4 separate regions of the Homo sapiens genome follow, and regions 1, 2 and 4 are each linked to region 3. Evidence: chromatin contacts called from ENCODE Hi-C or POLR2A ChIA-PET data. All regions are on one chromosome and are shown on one strand. The core of a region is the stretch at or near the end of the contact, and the rest is flanking DNA. Distances in the headings are between cores, read along the strand shown. Region 1 holds the start of PKM (pyruvate kinase M1/2). Region 2 holds the start of ARIH1 (ariadne RBR E3 ubiquitin protein ligase 1). Region 3 holds the start of ANP32A (acidic nuclear phosphoprotein 32 family member A). Region 4 holds the start of MYO9A (myosin IXA).

The links. A loop is a pair of places that touch in the nucleus more often than their neighbours do. ChIA-PET counts read pairs that join two places held with the same protein, here RNA polymerase II (POLR2A). Pooled maps may share reads with other maps.
Region 1: a map of naive thymus-derived CD4-positive, alpha-beta T cell shows a loop between it and region 3 (21-fold over the local background). The contact joins the promoter of PKM here to the promoter of ANP32A in region 3. A Hi-C loop is called at or near these places in 1 of 168 maps with a recorded cell type or tissue (naive thymus-derived CD4-positive, alpha-beta T cell), 3 of 37 single-sample maps with no recorded cell type and 9 of 50 pooled maps. POLR2A ChIA-PET finds 5 or more read pairs at or near these places in 1 of 52 experiments (GM12878).
Region 2: a pooled map shows a loop between it and region 3 (15-fold over the local background). The contact joins the promoter of ARIH1 here to the promoter of ANP32A in region 3. A Hi-C loop is called at or near these places in 1 of 37 single-sample maps with no recorded cell type and 9 of 50 pooled maps.
Region 4: a loop to region 3 is called in a map of naive thymus-derived CD4-positive, alpha-beta T cell, with 16 times the contacts of the local background. The contact joins the promoter of MYO9A here to the promoter of ANP32A in region 3. A Hi-C loop is called at or near these places in 1 of 168 maps with a recorded cell type or tissue (naive thymus-derived CD4-positive, alpha-beta T cell) and 9 of 50 pooled maps. POLR2A ChIA-PET finds 5 or more read pairs at or near these places in 1 of 52 experiments (activated B cell).

Annotation. Positions count from the first base shown.
Region 1 is chr15:72,229,848-72,234,513 of GRCh38, reverse strand. PKM (pyruvate kinase M1/2) reads left to right here and starts at 3,324. Exons shown (of 11, transcript NM_002654.6): 1 at 3,324-3,398. RefSeq lists silencers at 2,883-3,382, 3,943-4,452.
Region 2 is chr15:72,471,989-72,476,272 of GRCh38, reverse strand. It overlaps ARIH1 (ariadne RBR E3 ubiquitin protein ligase 1), which reads right to left and starts at 1,943. Exons shown (of 14, transcript NM_005744.5): 1 at 1,259-1,943. The coding sequence starts at 1,633. It overlaps TMEM202-AS1 (TMEM202 antisense RNA 1), which reads left to right and starts at 2,034. Exons shown (of 4, transcript NR_135678.1): 1 at 2,034-2,398. RefSeq lists enhancers at 820-1,029, 2,480-2,579 and silencers at 1,580-1,809, 1,852-2,048, 1,900-2,239.
Region 3 is chr15:68,819,206-68,823,521 of GRCh38, reverse strand. ANP32A (acidic nuclear phosphoprotein 32 family member A) reads left to right here and starts at 2,627. Exons shown (of 7, transcript NM_006305.4): 1 at 2,627-2,824. The coding sequence starts at 2,771. RefSeq lists enhancers at 1-65, 3,347-3,928, 3,929-4,316 and silencers at 2,086-2,145, 2,216-2,375, 2,426-2,675, 4,176-4,285.
Region 4 is chr15:72,116,282-72,121,068 of GRCh38, reverse strand. It overlaps MYO9A (myosin IXA), which reads left to right and starts at 2,919. Exons shown (of 42, transcript NM_006901.4): 1 at 2,919-3,389. It overlaps SENP8 (SUMO peptidase family member, NEDD8 specific), which reads right to left and starts at 2,666. Exons shown (of 2, transcript NM_145204.4): 1 at 2,605-2,666. RefSeq lists a silencer at 2,798-3,567 and an enhancer at 3,768-3,977.

The DNA of each region.
Region 1 (4,666 bases), core at 2,075-4,574, 3.4 Mb before region 3:
GACCAAAAGGTATGATCTCATAGTGATACTCTAGACTGAGTGAGGGAACCCAGCAAGGACTGTCGAGATTTGTCTTGGCCTCTGTGCAGCATCCCTTCCTCCAAGGTACAGGGCAGGACCCCTTCTGAAATGGGGGTCTTGCAACCTACAATCAGAAAAGATATGACAAATAACTTATTTATAGCCAGCTCCAAGACACAAAGTTGGGGGAAGATTTCTGCCTTGGGGGAAAAGGAACAGGTGAAAGGAAGGCAGAAGAAGGCCAGAGAGGGAGAGAGAGAGAATTCTGTTCTCTGAGGCCTGCTTCTGAGCCTAAAGTGCCCCCAACATTATAAACAAAAGACTAACAAGAGCTGTGGGAGTTATAAGCAAGGAACTTTGGATGAAAACTTCTGTGTGTGTGTGTGTGTGTGTGTGTGTGTGTCACAAGGACAGCCCTCCAGGACTAGTCAATTCCCAAAGAAAGAGGATGCCTATTGGGCAGTGTTGGAATCATTCACATACATCATCAAACTCCACCATAAAAGTAAATTGTCCTCAATTTACTTTTGAGGAACTGGACTTCTACACATTAAATTACAATATTTGGTCATAGGGAACTGGAACTAAGGTATGATGGAACCCAAGCTTGATCTTTTTTTGTTTGTTTGTTTGAGACAGAGTCTCGCTGTTAGCCAGGCTGGAGTGCAGTGGCACAATCTCGGCTCACTGCAACCTCCGCGTCTCGGGTTCAAGCGATTCTCCTGCCTCAGCCTCCCGAATAGCTGGGACTACAGGTGCATGCCACCACGCCCGGCTAATTTTTTGTATTTTTAGTAGAGATGGGGTTCGCTGTGTTAGCCAGGATGGCCTCGATCTCCTGACCTCGTGATCTGCCCGCCTCGGCCAACCAAAGTGCTGGGATTACAGGCGTGAGCCAATGGCTGGCACCAGGCCTCCAAGCTTGATCTTCTATACTGTGCTACTTATCGGCAAAAAGAAAATTACCTTCAGTGTGACAAATTTTTACTATGCACTTGTTTGTTTATTTATTTATTTATTTATTTATTTATTTATTTATTTATTTGAGACGCAGTCTCGCTCTGTTGCCAAGGCTGGAGTGCAGTGGCGCGATCTCGGCTCACTGCAACCTCTGCCTCCTGGGTTCAAGCGATTCTCTTGCCTCAGCCTCCCGAGTAGCTGGGACTACAGGCGCCCGCCACCATGCCCGGCTAATTTTTGTATTTTTAGTTGAGACAGGGTTTCACCATGTTGGCCAGGATGCTCTCGATCTCCTGACCTCGTGATCCTACCGCCTCTGCCTCCAAGTGCTGGGATTACAGGCCTGAGCCACCGCACCCGGCCTACTATGCACCTAATGTGAGCAACGATTCGCTGGATTTGTCTCTGCCAGAGGCTCGTGGACAGCATTTCTAGAACTGTCAGATCAAAATCTGCAACTGAGGAGTTAGTTTGCCATCAACTCTACATGTACATTTCAGTCTTGTGAACATATCTAGATTTAGAACTTTTTCGTTTGTTTGTTTTTGAGACAAGGTCTGGCTCTGTCACGGAGGCTGGAGTGCAGTGGAGTGATCTCTGCTCACTACAACCTCCACCTCTCGGATTCAAGCGATTCTGCCTCAGCTTCCCGAGTAGCTGGGATTACAGACGTGCACCACCATGCCCAGCTAGTTTTTGTATTTTTAGTAAAGACGGGGTTTCGCCACGTTGGCCAGGATGGTCTCAACTCCTGGCCTCATGTGATTCGCCGGCCTCGGCTTCCCAAAGTGTTGGGATTACAGGCGTGAGCCACTGCACCCAGACAATTTAGAACTTTAAAATACAATATAGTCCAGCATCGGCCAGATCCTTGCCATCCCAGTGTTGTCCACCACTGTTCTTAGTTTGTCCTCAGCTCAGGGGCCAGGGAGGGACTTTTATGCCATCCCTCTTTCTCTGATAGAGAGGAATCTAACCCTCCCTAGGGGGGCATGTCTTTTTTCCTTCTCAACAACTTCATGTTCTTTCACCACCTTAATAATCAAGCATTTCCTTCCCAACAACAACTAAAGGGACCAGGAAAGACTTACAGAAGAAAGTGAAAGATTTTTATCTCACTTCAAACAGAAATTTACTTTTAGGCTGTCACTGTCTCCTCCCAGCTTATCTGAGCTAACAGGAAGCGAATGAAGGCCTGTGATTCAGCTGCAGGCAGCGGGTATGCCTGAGCAGGTCACACCCATTTGGTCTCTTTTGCCAGGAAAATAAAAAAAGAACCTAAGAGAACGGTCTTCACATTTTGAATGCGCAACATTGTATCTGTGAATGAAGGCAAGAGTTAACAGCTGTTTAATTGATAACTGCTCGCATCATTAGTTGCTGGCTAACAACTGGGAAATCAGAAAATGTCTTGTAGAAAAATGTAAGAAAAGTTCCAACAATACTGACTTAAACACGACAAAGGTGAAAACAGAAATGCTGACTCCTGCATAGGTTATCGGCCCTAATGTTCTGACTTGATATTTCCAGATGCCCAGCTCTGCGCTAATATCAACACCGTCTATTTACTTTCTACTCTGAGGCATTCGCTCTGCAGGATTCCAGACCCTACTAAATTATTCACATGGCCCCAACCGGTCCTTCCTTGTTCCGCGGTCCTAACACAATGAATGGTCCTAAGAGGAAAACGGCCTCGCGCTCCCGCTCCAGGCCCACTTCGCAGTCCCTAGTTCTCCCTACTGCCGCTCCAGTGCCAGAGCCCCTCCGAAGGCGGCCAGGACCTCCAACCACGCACAAGTCTGCAGCTCTCCCCAACTTTCCGTTCAGCTCAGTCTCCGAGGGTGCGCCAGAGCAGACACCCGGAGGAGTGGGGAGTGGCAGGGCGGGGCCGGGAGAATGCTGCCCCGGAACCCATAAATCTGGGCCCTGCCCAGGTAGGCCGGGACAGCTGGGGTGGCCTGGGCCGAGAGCCAAGAAAAGACACCCCATCTGGCAGCCCAACTTGGCGGCAACAGGTGGCCCGGCGCCCGGGGGTCTGGGAGGAAAGTCGCTCCGGGGGCGGGCCCCGTTGCCCCGCCGCGTCCCCATTGGTCATCAGGTTTCTTAAAATGTGACTCTGAATCTGTGTCCTTCCGCCGCAGAATTTAGTCCCACCGAAAGGGCAACCTGCCCGCGCGTTCCGCCGCCGCCGCCGCGCTTCCTCCTGAAGGTGACTGCGCCCGCGGGGACGCAGGGGGCGGGGCCCGGGTCGCCCGGAGCCGGGATTGGGCAGAGGGCGGGGCGGCGGAGGGATTGCGGCGGCCCGCAGCGGGATAACCTTGAGGCTGAGGCAGTGGCTCCTTGCACAGCAGCTGCACGCGCCGTGGCTCCGGATCTCTTCGTCTTTGCAGCGTAGCCCGAGTCGGTCAGCGCCGGAGGTGAGCGGTGCAGGAGGCTACGCCATCAGTCCCCACCAAGGGCCAGTCGCCCGGCTAGTGCGGAATCCCGGCGCGCCGGCCGGCCCCGGGCACGCAGGCAGGGCGGCGCAGGATCCAGGGCGTCTGGGATGCAGTGGAGCTCAGAGAGAGGAGAACGGCTCCTCACGCCTGGGGCCTGCTCTTCAGAAGTCCCCAGCGCCGTTCCTTCCAGATCAGGCGGGTCCGCCGGCTCCTTTCCCGCCCCAGCCCTACCCCCTCATTCTGGTCCCATCCTCTTCCTCCTGCCCCAATCCTCAATGCGCCTCCATCCTCGCCTGCCTTCTCTCGGTCCCTCGTGATTGATTCCACCCTTGCTTCCCCTTTCTCCGCGCCGCCTGTTCCGTGCTCGTTTTCCCCTCTTCCTCCTTAAGTCTGGTCCTTCCACCCCCTCCTCTTCAAGCTGTGCGTGTCCCCTGATTCTAATGCTTTCTGTGTAACTCATTGAAACTGCGTTCTGGTTCCCCTCCCGCGTCCATTCTCCATTCATGCGCGACCGCCCTTCCCGCGCCCCAGTTCCCTCTCGCCGCCCCTCCCCCTGCTTGCTGGTCACGTCCGCTCCCCCGCATCCCCTTCCTCGCCTGGCGTGTCCGCTCCCTCCCTCCCTCTCTGCTCTGGTCGCGCCCGCCCACTTGCTCCGGTCTCCGAGCGCGGTCCCACCCCCCTTTTCCATCACCGCCTCCCAGCTCCCAGCAGGCTCGGGCGGTGCTGAGGCCCCGTGTCCGGGGCGGGCGGGCGGAGGGCTGGGCTGGGTGCCCCGCGCGGCGGGCGGGATGCGGCGGCCCGGGGGCAGCTGGAGACTTACGTAACGTTGGCCTGCCCCGCTGCCGGGAGGCAGGGCGGTTGCCCCTGCGGCGCGGTGCCGTCCCCTGTGGCCGGGATTAGATGGGCGGCCTGCGAGGGCCTGGGAATGGCTCGGGGCCCGAGAGCTCGACCGGCCCTTGCCGGGTGGCCGCCAGGGACCACGCTCCATCTCGCCGCGGCCGGGCTGCACGTAGCGGCCGCGCCCAGGGCCCACCCCGCTTCACCGGGCGATGGCCTTGGGCCTCGTAACGGGCGGGATAAACCTCTGCAGGCTTTGCTGGGGCCTCCTGGCCCTCGCCCGTTCCGCGCCTCTCCGGCACGTTTCTTTCTTTTCCTTTCTTTTTTCTTTCTTTTTTTTTTTTTTAATTATCCGGCACATTTTTTAACAAATGCGTCCTGATTGTGGAACGCGGAGGCCGCGGGGTGGG
Region 2 (4,284 bases), core at 694-3,193, 3.7 Mb before region 3:
TTTTTCTATTATGCAAAACACTGTATTGAAACAGTGCCTGAATAGATGCTTCAATTTTTAAAACTGTTACTTATAATACTATAAAAATCAGTTAATAATAGAAAGTCAACGAGTTGACAGTGACATACTTCTAATTTGTCAATGAATATTTAGCCAACCAATTTAAGTTAAACAAAAAAGAAATAATACTGATAAAAGAGGCAATAGTAACTTGCTGCTCATATATGTTTCCTTCCAGGTTTTCTAAAAATTGCACTGAATCAAGCTTCATTTTTATTCTTCAGCCATATCCCTGACTCCTCAGGAGAACTGAGGTTTTTTTTTTCCCCAAATGAAAACTTTTGAGTTTCTAAAGCTCAAAAATGCAAAATCTGACGCACATGGTTAAATGAGATGTGGTTATCAACTTACACCAAGCCTAACTTACCACAAAATAGAAAATATCAGAGAAAGGAGTTCACAAGCAGAAAACCTCTGCTTTCTAACTCACAATAGAGTCTTGTCCAATATTAGACAACACTGCGTTTTGTTGTTGTTTTAGCTACAAGGAAGGGTATGCAATATGCAGTAACTATTCCAACAGCTTCAAGCAAGTCATCTGCTACGACTAGAAAAAGTAGCAATTAGGTCCCAAACAGCAAAGACATAAAAAAGATGTAAGCAGAAGCCTCACCATCTGAAAAGAAGGCCCATCAGCACCTCTTCCGAGAAATACTTCCCTTCCCCCACCTTTAAGTAGGCACTTGAGACTGCCAAGATCCATTTCTTTATTAACTGGTGCCCACTTGGGGCAACTGTACACCAAGCTGCTCTTAGGCCTACTCTAATCCCTTCCAAAAGTGCTCAAATGAGGCTACGGCCGGGGTAAGTCCCGTCAGGGCCCAATTCTTCCTGACTCCTCTTCTCCACCCCACCTCCTCCGCCCCGCCCCAGTAGGCGATCGCCCGGCCAGAGAAAGGACACCCGGCCCAGGGACTGGCAGAAATTGCCCGCAAGAGAAGGCTTAGGCGACCGAAGGCCTCCGCCATAGCAGGACTTGGGAAGCACCGCCCCCAGCGCACCTCCCCACACCCGGCTAATCGGCGAACCTCTGCTTTCGACACCCTCTATCCCCAGCAGAGGCAGCGGAGAAGACAAGGCCGGGAGGCACCGGGCTAGGCTGCGCACCAGGCCCAGGCCTGTCCCTCGGGACCGCGCGTGCCGCCTGAATCCGCTCCCCCGTCGGGCCCGGTCCAGCTGGCGCGGCGGCCACCCTCACCTGGATGACCTCGTTGACCTCCCGGATACATTCCACCATGTGTTGTAGAATCTGCTCGGCCGTGAGCACCTCGTAGCGGTAATCCTCCTCCTGCTCATGCCCCGGCCCGCCACCACCACCGCCGCCGCCGCCGCCGCCGCCACCGCCGGGCCCCAGAGCGCTGCCGCCGCCACCGCCCGTCTCCCCGCACAGCAGTCCGTCCCGCTCCCCGCCGACGCCCAGCCCGGGCTCCACCAGCTCCACCTCGCCCAGATCCAGGGTATCATCGTCCGGCTCGTCGTCGTCTTCGTCCTCCTCCTCCTCGGCGCCGCTGTCCTCCTCACTGCACTCCTCGTCCTCGTCGAACTCGTAGTTGTAGCCCTCGTCCGAGTCCATGGCGCGACGCGCGGGGGCCCGGCGGACGCTGGCCGAGGCGGGGAGAGGGCGGGGACGCCGAGGCCCCGGCTCTCGCTCCGGCTCCGGCTGATGTCCGGACGCAGGCCTGGCTCCGGCCCCGCGAGCCGCGGCTCCTCCCCAGGAGCGGCGGTTGGCGTTTGACGGCTGGTGGCGGCGGGGAGGGCGCGGAGGAGGGAGGGAGGGAGCGAGGGGGCCGCTTGCTGCCCGCCTCAGTCAGACGCGGCTCCGCTCCGGCCTCCGAGAGAAAACAGTCCCCAACGCCACCTCCACGGCCGCTGCTATCGCTACTGAGCCAACAAAGGGGCGTGCGTCACCGCGTCGCGCTGCGTCGTCGCGTCACTCCTCTTTGCGTCACTGCGCCCCGCCCCACCGCCCCTGCGTGGAGCCCGGGGAGACCCCACGGCCCGGCCTTCCTGGGCCTGGGACCCGAGGGGAGCCGAGCGGGAATTGCTTTCCTGGTTCGATCCGCTGCCGCTGTGAGGGCCGAGCGGAAACCCGTAGACCTTTTATGTGAAGAGATTGCGGCCTCCTGGTCACCAGTCACCGAGAGAGGGACCCCTGGACCGCCTACGTGGTGGTGTCTGCCGCAGGCCATAGGGATCCAGCCCACTTAGGCAGTCCCTTGGGGACGCGGCCTTCCCTCCGGAGCGGAAAGGCGCTTCCCGCCCGCCCTGCGGTAATCCCGGAAGCCCTCAGCCGTTAAGCTAAAATTTCTGTTGCTTTGGCTACTGATGGAAACCTGTTGTAAGTGGAACCTCTAAACTGTATGACAGGTGAACCCACTTTAGGTAGCTGTGTGATTCTGTCCACTTGTACAGACGTGCAGTGGTTTTTAAGTCTCCTATAATGACGTCATTTTAAAGAGGCATTTCCTCCACCCCGCTGACAAGAGCGCCTCTTGAGGGCCCTAAACAATGTAAACAGCGATGATTTTCATGAATTGAGCACTGTGTAAGGGCTTTACATATATTCTGTCTCATCTTCACGGAGCCATAGTACCCATTTTATACCTGAGGAACCTGAAGCTCAGAAAGGAAAAGGGACCTGGCCAAGACCACATAACCCTTGCCCTATTTTAACCGCTGGATGCCCCAAAACATGAATCATAAAAATGCTTTGTAATGTAGATATATTATGTACTATGTAGTACATAAAAGACATGAATGCTTCAACAAAATACAGGCAATAATAGAAATATCTACAAGGGCCAAATGTAGCCAGAGAGATAATGCTTGAATCTCATCTGAAAGTGTGCTATGTGAGCTGAGTGTTGATGAATGGCTAGGAGTTCAACAGAGAAGGTAGGGAAGATGGTCTAGCCGCAGAGAACAAGCAAAAGCGCAGAAGGTGTCAAGTAAGTAATAGTTTGGGGAGCTTAAAGTGCATGGAGGGTACATGGCAAAATATTAGGCAAGTTAGTCAGGGGTCATGTCAGTTAAGAGCATTTTATGCCTAAGAGTGGGCTTAAATCTTTGCAAACAGGACATGCGAGCCAGAGAAGTGTTATGAAGGAAGAAGAGGCATAAGAAGGCTCCCTCTTGAGATAATCTGAAGAATTGGCCAGATTGAAAACCTTTTAAAATCAAAACCCCTGATTTGTTGATAAATCTTACTGTTCAACCTATAGGTTCCCTTTGGAAATTGATTTTGAAAAGTGAAAAATTCCATTATAATGTTAAAAAGCCTCTTCCAATTTGTCCATTTTGTAAGTTTTAAAATACCGATAATTATATTTCTTAACCTCAGGATTTACAAAGTAAAGCATTTAACCTCAATACTGGTAGTCTAGGTTTTTGTTGTTGTTGTTGTTGTTTGTTTTTTTCTTGAGACGGAGTCTCGCTCTGTTGCCCAGATTGGAGTACAGTGGTGATCTCAGCTCACTGCAGCCTCTGCCTCCCAGGTTCAAGCGATTCTCCTGTCTCAGCCTCCTGAGTAGCTGGGACTACAGGCGCATGCCACCACCCCAGGCTAATTTTTGTATTTTTAGTAGAGATGGGGTTTCACCATATTGGCCAGGCTGGTCTCGAATTCCTGACTTCAGGTGATCCACCTGCCTCGGCCTCCCAAAGTGCTGTGATAACAGGCATAAGCCACAGCGCCCAGCCAGGTCTAGGTTCTTTGATTCAGTGTTTCTATTTAGCAATTCTAGATTGCTGCCACAACTAAGGCAAGCCATGGACACAAGGAACACTTCTGTCCACCCCGTCTCCATTGTGATATTACCTACAGAAAAATTCAGTAACACTCGTCAGTACCCTAAACTCCTTTGCCTCACCTTTCTTTTCATTGTACCCCTATCTTGAATGAACCCTACCATCCATAGTCTCCACTTTGATAAATGGAGCAGCTGACCACTATTAGAGAAATGTGCATAGCCATCTGTATTCTATTACTACATTTCTTCTTTTTTTTTTTTTTTTTGGAGACACTCTTGCTCTGGCACCCAGGCTGGAATGCAGTGGTGCGATCACCACTGAAGGCTCAATGTCCCGGGCTCAAGTGATCCTCCCACTTCAGCCTCCTGAGTTGCTGGTACTACAGGTGCACACCACCATACCTGGCTAATTTTTTATTTTTTTTTACAGATACATCTCACTATGTTGCTCAGACTGGTCTGGAACTCCTGGCCT
Region 3 (4,316 bases), core at 1,378-3,877:
TGTAATTTAAAAAACAACTTTGTAAAATAAGATATTTGTAAGAGCAGTGGTTTTTTTTATATTTGGTCATGTTGTGTGGGGCAAATACAGCTCAGCTTTGGCTTTACTATATTCCTTTTTTAATAATAAAAAAGCAAAATCATATGAAAATTTTCTTACATATAGATCTATTTGTAAAAGCAAAAGAAAATTTATTTCAAGTGTGTAAGGAAAGCGGAAATTACTCAATTGGTTATACATATACTTTTGGATATTTCAATTTCTGTAACGACTGACATCCAGTGAAGCCTTCTTTCAATTTTCTAACATTAATACAAAAGTCATCAAAATGTATAAATGTAAGATGCTTCTAAAAACAACTGTCACATTTAACGTTTTGATTTAGTAATCAGGCCATGATTTTTTCGATTCTAATTTGTTTCTGTACTTTCTCTTTAATGGGGGAGGGGGTGGGCTTCTAAGTCTTCCTCTTGAGTCTTTGTACAATAAAGTGAGCTATTTGCTTCTATTTAGCAAAGCTGGATGGGGCATATCTCTGCATTTGATTGGTTGGTTTTTAAGGGATTACTCCTCTGGAAAGACACTGTCTCATATTGCATTGCTAGCAGCGTGGTCTTAACTGTGGTTAAACTTTTAAATTGAAAATGAACATTTACCATCAAAGAGAACACAAACTTCAGGACTCCTATGTTACACAGATCATACACACCATATTGACCTGTTTTGATAAGAGTTCTGTTTGAATACAATCCTAAACACCATATCCAGAAATAACAACTGTCTCAATGGCATAAATAGGAAATTTGGGGTTCCTCATGTATTACAAAGAAGCCAATAAAACTTAGAATAAATTCCAACTATACAAATAGGCTTCAATAAGATTAACAAAATCTGAGGATGACAGGCAAGTCAACAAGTTAAATAAATTATACTATTTATACCCAGATAAAATAAAACAATGACTTCTAACTTTTATGGTGCATTTCCCACCTAATCAGAGTAAACATCAGACTTCAAATTCCATTTATCATTTTATCTGAAAGAATTTACTGAGTAAAATCCTTAGTTGCAGGGCTTTACACTTGCAATCCATCAGGTTGCAATATTAAAGTTACTACAGCTTCTTCCCCAGTGTAAGCATTCTGTATGTGTTTTATTTACATTGTCACTTTTTATTTCCTCCTCAACTTCGTATGTCTAAGAATGAAACTGGATTGCTATTATGCAACAGTATTTTAACTTTGCAACATACATACTGGCTTATCTCTCCTTTGAACTCCTGTTCCTGAAAAATAAACATATGTATCCAGAAAAACTACCTTGAGGCGTGTGGGGAAGAGTGCAGACATGTAGAAACAAACACTAAAATACAGTCGTGTGGAAAGGTAAGGATGTATCTGTCCTCGTTGACAACAATCCCCGTGGTTTATTAACAGCCACAGGCAGCCAACTTAGTGCCGTAAGTCGGTAACCCAGTGGGCATCGGGGCTTTAAGGTCTCTTAAAACTTAATGTGATTCAAAAATACCCAAGGCAACCACGCCGAAAAACCAGGAGAAAGGGCTCCAGTTAGAGCCTCCTTGGCAACCCAAACCGAACCGAATGACTCAGGTGGACGATTAGAATAAACCGTGCGCCGTTCTCTTTCACTAGGTCTATAAAGCCCAGAAATTATGTTTGGTCCAGAAAACCAGGAGTTATGAGCACCTTCCTTTTCCACCTTTTAATATTCTACATATCTAGCAACGGTTCTTAATCCATGGTCTTCATTCATTTATTGCCTAAACAAGATCTTGGGTGTCTCTTGGTGATCACTTCTTCCAAGCTGACCTAATATGACAGCAAAGTGAAAAGCCTCTTCGTGGGAAGGGTCGCGACCGCGCGGTAAGTCATCCAAAAGTGGAAGCATCTTGCTTTTACTGACTTATGTATACGAGGGTGGCGATGGTGGCGGCCTGACAGGGACGAGGCCGGAGGGGAAGGGGCGCGCGGGCTGCTGGGCAGCCGCGGTGGGGGTGACGGGGGCAGCCACGCTCCCCAGCGCGAGCCGCCGGACCCGGGACCCGACGAGCCCCTCCCGGCATTGCACCCTGACCCCTCTCCTCCTTCCAGGCCTTTCATCTGCCCTCCCGCTGGGCAGCCCGCGGTCCCCGGACCTCAAGCCGCCCGCCTCCTTCCGCAACCCCGTCGCGCCGCCCCGCGAAGCCCTCGGCCGGGCGGGGACCCCGACCCGACCCCTCCGGCCGCGCCCCTCCCCCTCGCAGAACGCACCTGCGGCCCCGCCCCCGGCCGAACGCTGAGGCGGCGGCTGGCTGGCAAGGCCGGGCGGCTCGGCCCTCGAGGCACAGTCACCTTCCCTTCCCCCGCCATTCCGCCCACCCCCCTCACTCAGCCACAGAGCAGCCGCCGCGCTCCTCAGCCGCCCCGAAATCTAAAGGGGTCCGTCTCCGGCACCACTACCAAATGGCCGAGCCTCCCTGGCCGGCTGCGCAGCCCGCCCATTGGTCCCTTCCCCCCCCCGCCGCCACTGCCATTGGCTGTTGCCCGGAGACCCTCGGCGGCGATTGGCTCGGGCCGCTGCCGCTCGTCCATGGGGCCGCAGATCCCGCCTCCACGGCGATCAGGTTAGTGTGCGCCGCGGGTGCTGGGGGCTCGAGAACCGAGCGGAGCTGGTTGAGCCTTCAAAGTCCTAAAACGCGCGGCCGTGGGTTCGGGGTTTATTGATTGAATTCCGCCGGCGCGGGAGCCTCTGCAGAGAGAGAGCGCGAGAGATGGAGATGGGCAGACGGATTCATTTAGAGCTGCGGAACAGGACGCCCTCTGATGTGAGCATTTGCCAAAAATATCTCTGTCGGTCCATTCTCCTACTTTGTGTGTGTGTGTGTGTGTGCGCGCTGGGGGGAGGCACTTTTTTTGGGGGGGGGCGCCCGGGAGGTGCGGGTTTGGGGGTCGGACTGCAAGCGAATTGGCAAGGCTGGGGGGTTGCAATGCCATCCGAGCATGTTCCGGCTGCCGCCGCCGCTGCCCTTGGTGTGTGACTACCTGTGCGTGTGCTCCCGCGTGTGCGAGTGTGGGTGCGAGAGTGTGCGTGCGAGTGTGCACCCATCGGGGGCCGGCGGGCGCACGCGTTTGGGTCGGAGAGAATGAGGCGAAATCACCCTCGGAGATCGCTGCTCCCGTGACTCCGTCTGGGGGGAAGATTAACGAGGGAGGAGGAGGAGAGGGGCTGCCTCCTGGATTTAACAACAAAAAAAGGGGGTTTTACATTTTATAAATGTATCCCCCCTTCCGCCCCCCTCCCGCGCCTCCCCCCTCCCTTTCTCTCGCTCGCTCGCTCGCACACACAATAAGTTTGGGGCTTCGCGAGTCCGGTTTAGTTTCTGATAAATGTGGGCCGAGGCCCCCGGGGAGAGCGCGTGGGGAGGGGGCTGCAGCGGAGTTGGGAATGGCTGGAGTTTAAAGTGCGTCTTCATTTCTTTGCAGTGATGAGGCGAGAGACGGGGGAGCCATATTTGTAACTTTGTAGTGTTCGTGAACGCGCCCTTTCTCTCCCTCCCTCCCTTTCTCTGCCTCCCTTCCTCTCCTCCTCTTTCTCCCTCACTCTTTCCACCCCACCTTCGGGCCAGATGCTGATGTTTCTTCCTTTCCTTCCGAAGGGAGGATAAATTAGAAGGAGGGGGAGGGATTTTCGAACGTGCTAAGGCACAGATAATCCCCGCGTCTCCCTGCCTCCAGCGATCGCTGGTGCAAGTTGCCCAAAGGCTACGTCCCGGTGCCCCCTCGCCCCAGCTCCTTCCGGCTTCCCCAAGATGCCAGCCTTTGGGCCCTGGTGCCCCCCAGCTCGAACCCCCGGCCCGTCTTTCTCAGTGCTGGGCTTGTCGGCAGCCATTCGGCGCCTGCTTAATAAATGGGCACGGGAAACTTTGTCAGGACGCGAGCTGCCCGGAGCTGGCGCCCGTGGTGGGTACTGGCTGGGTCCACGTTTATGCGGGCATGGCAAACACGCAGCTCTAGGATGGGAGTTTGCCCGCTAGCCGCCGTTATTGATTGGGCAGCGGCGGGAGCACGGCCGGAGGAAACTTACACGGGTGGGAATCGCGAGGCTCGAGCGAAAGCTTACCCCTGAGGAGGGGGAAGGTGAGGGTGGGTGACTCGAACGCTGGTTTTTATTTCTGCCTCCCTCTCGCTTTCAAACCTGAGTGTTTTCGGCGAGTTGGCGGCTCTGGGGCGGAGACCCTGGCCAGCTCCCCTCTTGGCCCCTTGGGGGGACCGGGGACGCGCTGGCGGGAGGACGCCCCCAGTCTCGGTGGCCCGAGC
Region 4 (4,787 bases), core at 1,670-4,169, 3.3 Mb before region 3:
ACTGCTTCATCATTTTTCTGAAACACAGATTTGATGTCATGCTCTTGCTTAAAACCATTATACTGAGATATTTTAAAACTTAGGATCCATAGACCAGGATGTGGCTAGAATATCAGGGTTCTGTGAACTTAGACTGGGAAAACAATTGCATCTTTGTTTTCAATAATCAGTAGCTGAAATTTAGCATTTCTTCAATAAGTGTGGACCACAAACTACAATATTAGCACTCTCTTTTTTACCAATAGAAATCTGATATTTTCACATCACATTAAAGTTGCTGCAGGCATTTCAAAATATAATTTATAGTCATCACTACTTAGAAATTATATAATTAGACCTGCTGCCAGATTTTATTTAATGCATAAAGTGCATATATATCACACATTTGTTTTAATATTTTAAAAACTTAACAAAATTAGTTTCCTTTATATTACTACGTATTCTATTTTATATATTTAAGAACATTTTTCTGAGACTGAATCTATAAGGTGGACTGCCAACAAGGTCCACTGGGTAAAAGAGGTTAAGAACCTTTTTTGTACTTATTAATTACTTCTAGTAATATAATCTAAACTCTTCACCATGGAATTCAAGGCTCCTCATAATCTGTTCACACCCACTTTATCATCTTCATCTCTGTCCCACCTCTACTCTCCATACTATGCTCTAGCCATACTAGACAACAATAACTCGTTCTTATCTGGGTCTGATAGACAGGTTTTTGGATTAACCCTAGTTAATAGATAGCAGCCATACACTGTCTTGGTCTTTACCTCATACAGCTTCTCTGCCTGCCAAGTGAATTCTTTGTTTAAAGGCCTGCTTTCCCTAATACGGTAATTTTCCATCCTAATTGAGCTGTATTTTAAATATCTTTATATCTCATTACTAACTTAAATGATAAATAATAGAAAAAGATTCTAAATTGGCAAGGCACTGTATGTAGTAATCTCTATGAGAGTGGATGTTGGTCTTTGCATCTCATAAATTGGCTTAGCTCTGGATGTTGGTCTCTGCATCTCATAAATTGGCTTAGCTCTGATCATTTTGGGGACAGAAGTGGGGATGGCCTTTGAGCTTTAAGGCTGGAGACAACAGCTGACCAATCCTGGACGGAAGGGAACGGGAGAGCAAAGAGACAAGTAACTAATTTGGACCTGATAAACACTGAGGAATGAACAGTGCTGAAGAGAAAGGCAAGAGTGGCTCCTTCTCCCATTTCCCAGACCAGTTATTCCAAACATAACGCCGCTCAAGTTTCTCATTCCATCTCCAAGCCTCTCTGTAGTTAAATGACCTCCATCTTTTTTTTCTGGGGGCGGGGACGGAGTCTCGCTCTGTCACCCAGGCTGGAGTGCAGTGGCGCGATCTTGGCTCACTGCAAGCTCCGCCTTCCGGGTTCATGCCATTCTCCTGCCTTGGCCTCCCGAGTAGCTGGGACTACAGGCGCCTGCTACCACGCCCGGCTAATTTTTTGTATATTTAGTAGAGACGAGGTTTCACCATGTTGGCCTGGATGGTCTCGATCTCTTGACCTCGTGATCCACCCGCCTCGGCCTCCCAAAGTGCTGGGATTACAGGCGTGAGCCACCGCGCCCGGCTAAATGACCTCCATCTTAATGTTACAGAGCCAACTGTCTCAACTTCCTTCTCTCTAGTTTAGTGAGTCTCAATCTTTAGCATTAGAGTCACCTGTGGAGCTTTAAAACAGTAATGACACCTGGCACAACCCAGAATTTAATTGGTCTAGAGTGGGGCAACAGTATTGGTTTTATTTAACAAAAAGTTTCCCAGGTGATTCAAATGCACATACAAGGTTGCGTTCCACTAGTGATCTTGATCTTATAAATTAGCCTCCCTCACCCTCGAAGAGGCCACTTCTCGGTTTCATGGTACGCTTTTGAGTCTTCTACCTAAACAGAAAACATTCCTGAGGGCCATATTCTCGTTCCTCATTTCTCTAACTTTATAACGATGCTTCTTTAAAGGGAAGTCTACACTAGTACGGTTTCCATCAGGTTTATTTTACTTCTTTTTTCTCTTTCAGACCACCACTGTCACATGCTCTTGCGCCCGTTATTCTGCTTTTACCTCCTTTCGTATTTCTTTGACCAGGTACTGGATTACTAGTCTTTTAACACAGTCCTCTAAAAGTGACCCAAAAGTCACCCTGGAAAGGGCTTCCTCACGTTATCCTCCTACACAACCTGGGACCCCTCTTCTGTGCGCAGACAGCATCCCGTGCATTTTTCTCTATTGTCACTTTATTGTACTACCACTGCGGATTCTCTCACGGTCTCCTATACAAAAGCACTTCAAAAAGCTGACACCACTTAATTCGCCTCTGACATTCTGGAACCCAAGGCATGGAAACCACTCAGTGAAAAGTCTGAGAAATGAATGGAAACGGAGGTCGGGGCGGGGACAATGGAGGGGGCAGTGGGTGGAGAGAGCGTGCGTGTTTGAAAAGGGGCGGGGGCTATGACCGGCGGCGCTGAGAATCCAGGTCCAGAATCGGGAGGGAGCACGGATACGCCAGAATCTGAGTGGGTGGGAGAGCGATCCACTGCCGAGACAAACCGAAGTGGGGAGGAGGCTTCTTACCTGCCTCGGGCCTCACCACCCCAACCAGCCTTCAGGCACCTCTGTGTTGGCCGGAAAGCGACAGCTACGGTCGCAAACTCAGAGGTTTCGTCCCCAACCTTGCGACATCCCTTTCCAGTACAGGGAGAATCTAAAGCTGAGTTCCCTGCTCTGCCGTAAGGTGAAGAAGAAAAAATTTGGGCGGGGCCGCCTGGGGCGTAGGAAAGGGGGCGTGTCTGCGCAAGCGCACGCTGTACTCTCCAGTGGCGTCACGTGCGGGGGCGGGACAGGGCGGGGCCGACCCGTGCTGGCAGTAGGGGGCGTGGGAGGTAAGTGCGCGCGCGCCTGCTCGCCTGCAGCCGGGGAGTCGCGCGGGGCGGGGCCGCGTGCGCGGGGTCGGGGGCGCGCGACCGAAGCGGATAAGGGACGCGGCGGCGGTTGGCTGTGTCTGTTGAGAGAGTACAGGACAGCCCGGACTGCGAGAGGCGGCGGCGGAGGCAGTAGTTGCACCGGCAGAGGCGGCCGCTGGCAGCGGTTGAGGCGGCGGTCCAACGCGTGCTCTCTGGGCGGGGTGCGGCGGGGGATGTGCCTGCTCAGGCCGGGCGGAGTCTCTCTGACAGGGCGGGGGATGCGCCGCGGCCGCTCGCCCGGACCCTGAGGCTGCTGGGCCCACCCTCCCGGAACCGTCCGACCCTCGGTGGCCTCGGCCTCTTCTGCCATCTCCGGTCCTACCCTGGGGCGGAGGGTGGAAGGCAGCTTCCGTCGAAGAGGAGGGGGCTGCGGTGGCCACCGCGGCGGAGCCCGAGGTAAGACCCGCCCAAGCGCCCAGCGGCCCTGCAGCCCGTCCTGGCCCACGTCTCAGCCTCGCTATTTGGCTCCGGTCGGGCCGCCCCGCCCCGTCCCAGCGGAGACGCCCCGCGAGCGGGTCTGCGCCGAGCCTCCCAAACACCAGATCACGGCCCCGGATCCCCAGTAGACCCCACCCCCTGTATCTTCCATTGGCCGGGCACCATTCCGGCCCTCCAGCCTCCCCGGAGATTCTGTCACGGTCCCCCCAACCCAGCAGACCCCATTAGTACCCCTCAGAGTCCCTTAGGACTCTTAATGGAGCTTCTAGACTACGTTACATCCTCCCTTGGGCTGACGTGATTACAGTTCTCAGGCAAAGTCTCGACCGCCCCCTAACCCATTGCGTCCCCCATGTGCCCCTCGCCCTACTCTTCTTAGTAGAACCCCTCCCAGCTCGCTCATCACCAAGCCGACTAGCACTAACCCTAGCCATCACGGCTTTCAGATAGCCGCTGTCATGGTGTTCTTACTCCCGGTAGATGTGGTGTCAGTCCCTCTAGACACCGTCACAGACTTTGGCTTCTCTCCCACCACCGACTGTAGCCTCTCTCAACAGACCTCTCCTCAAGCAAACCTTGTTATCTTTCTCCTTAGTCGCGATCCTTTCTTTGGTTGAAAGGGCTTTGCCATGAAATCCTGAGGGAATATTTGCTTAGCCTAATGTATTCCCTCCATTGTGGCTTAAGGGGACCGACCGAGACCCATGTTTGGAGGGGTTGGGCTGAAAAAAGTGGGAGGCAGAGTGAAGTTATGGAAGCATGAGGCCAGTTGTGTGTGTGCCATTATAAGGTCACAGAGCCTGCACCTCGTCTTGTCTGTTCTGTGTAGAACGTGTGAGGTTGTCCAGCACTGATGTTTTAGGGACCTCTGTAAGGATTAAATCACGTTGCACTAGTGGATATAACTATGTCGTCTTGTAGTATTACTTCACCTCCTTGTCGATTGCTGCAGATACTAGAACTGTTTCTTATTTTTATTTTTAAAGGATACTAGGGGACTTTTTTTGGATTCACTGTTTTTTGGATTTGCTAGAAAAATAAGATTTGTAGCATTCCTTAATCCCTGAATGCTTCGATGTCGGTTTAATAATAAACTTCTGTTGCCTGGTGCTGCTGTCTTGCTTCTCCAAGAAGCAAGTACAGAAATCATGCAGTGTTCACTGAGGTCATTACCAACAACAGCCTTCTCAATAGCAGTAAAATGTTGAATAAAATGTTTGTAGAAGTTGAGCTCCTGAGTTGTCAAGAAAGAAATGTAATGTTGCATCAAATGATCAGTACGTAATTTTAATATTGGTATAAAGATGAAATATAAAGAGGTCTTTGTAGTCATACACACACACACAGTAAAAAATG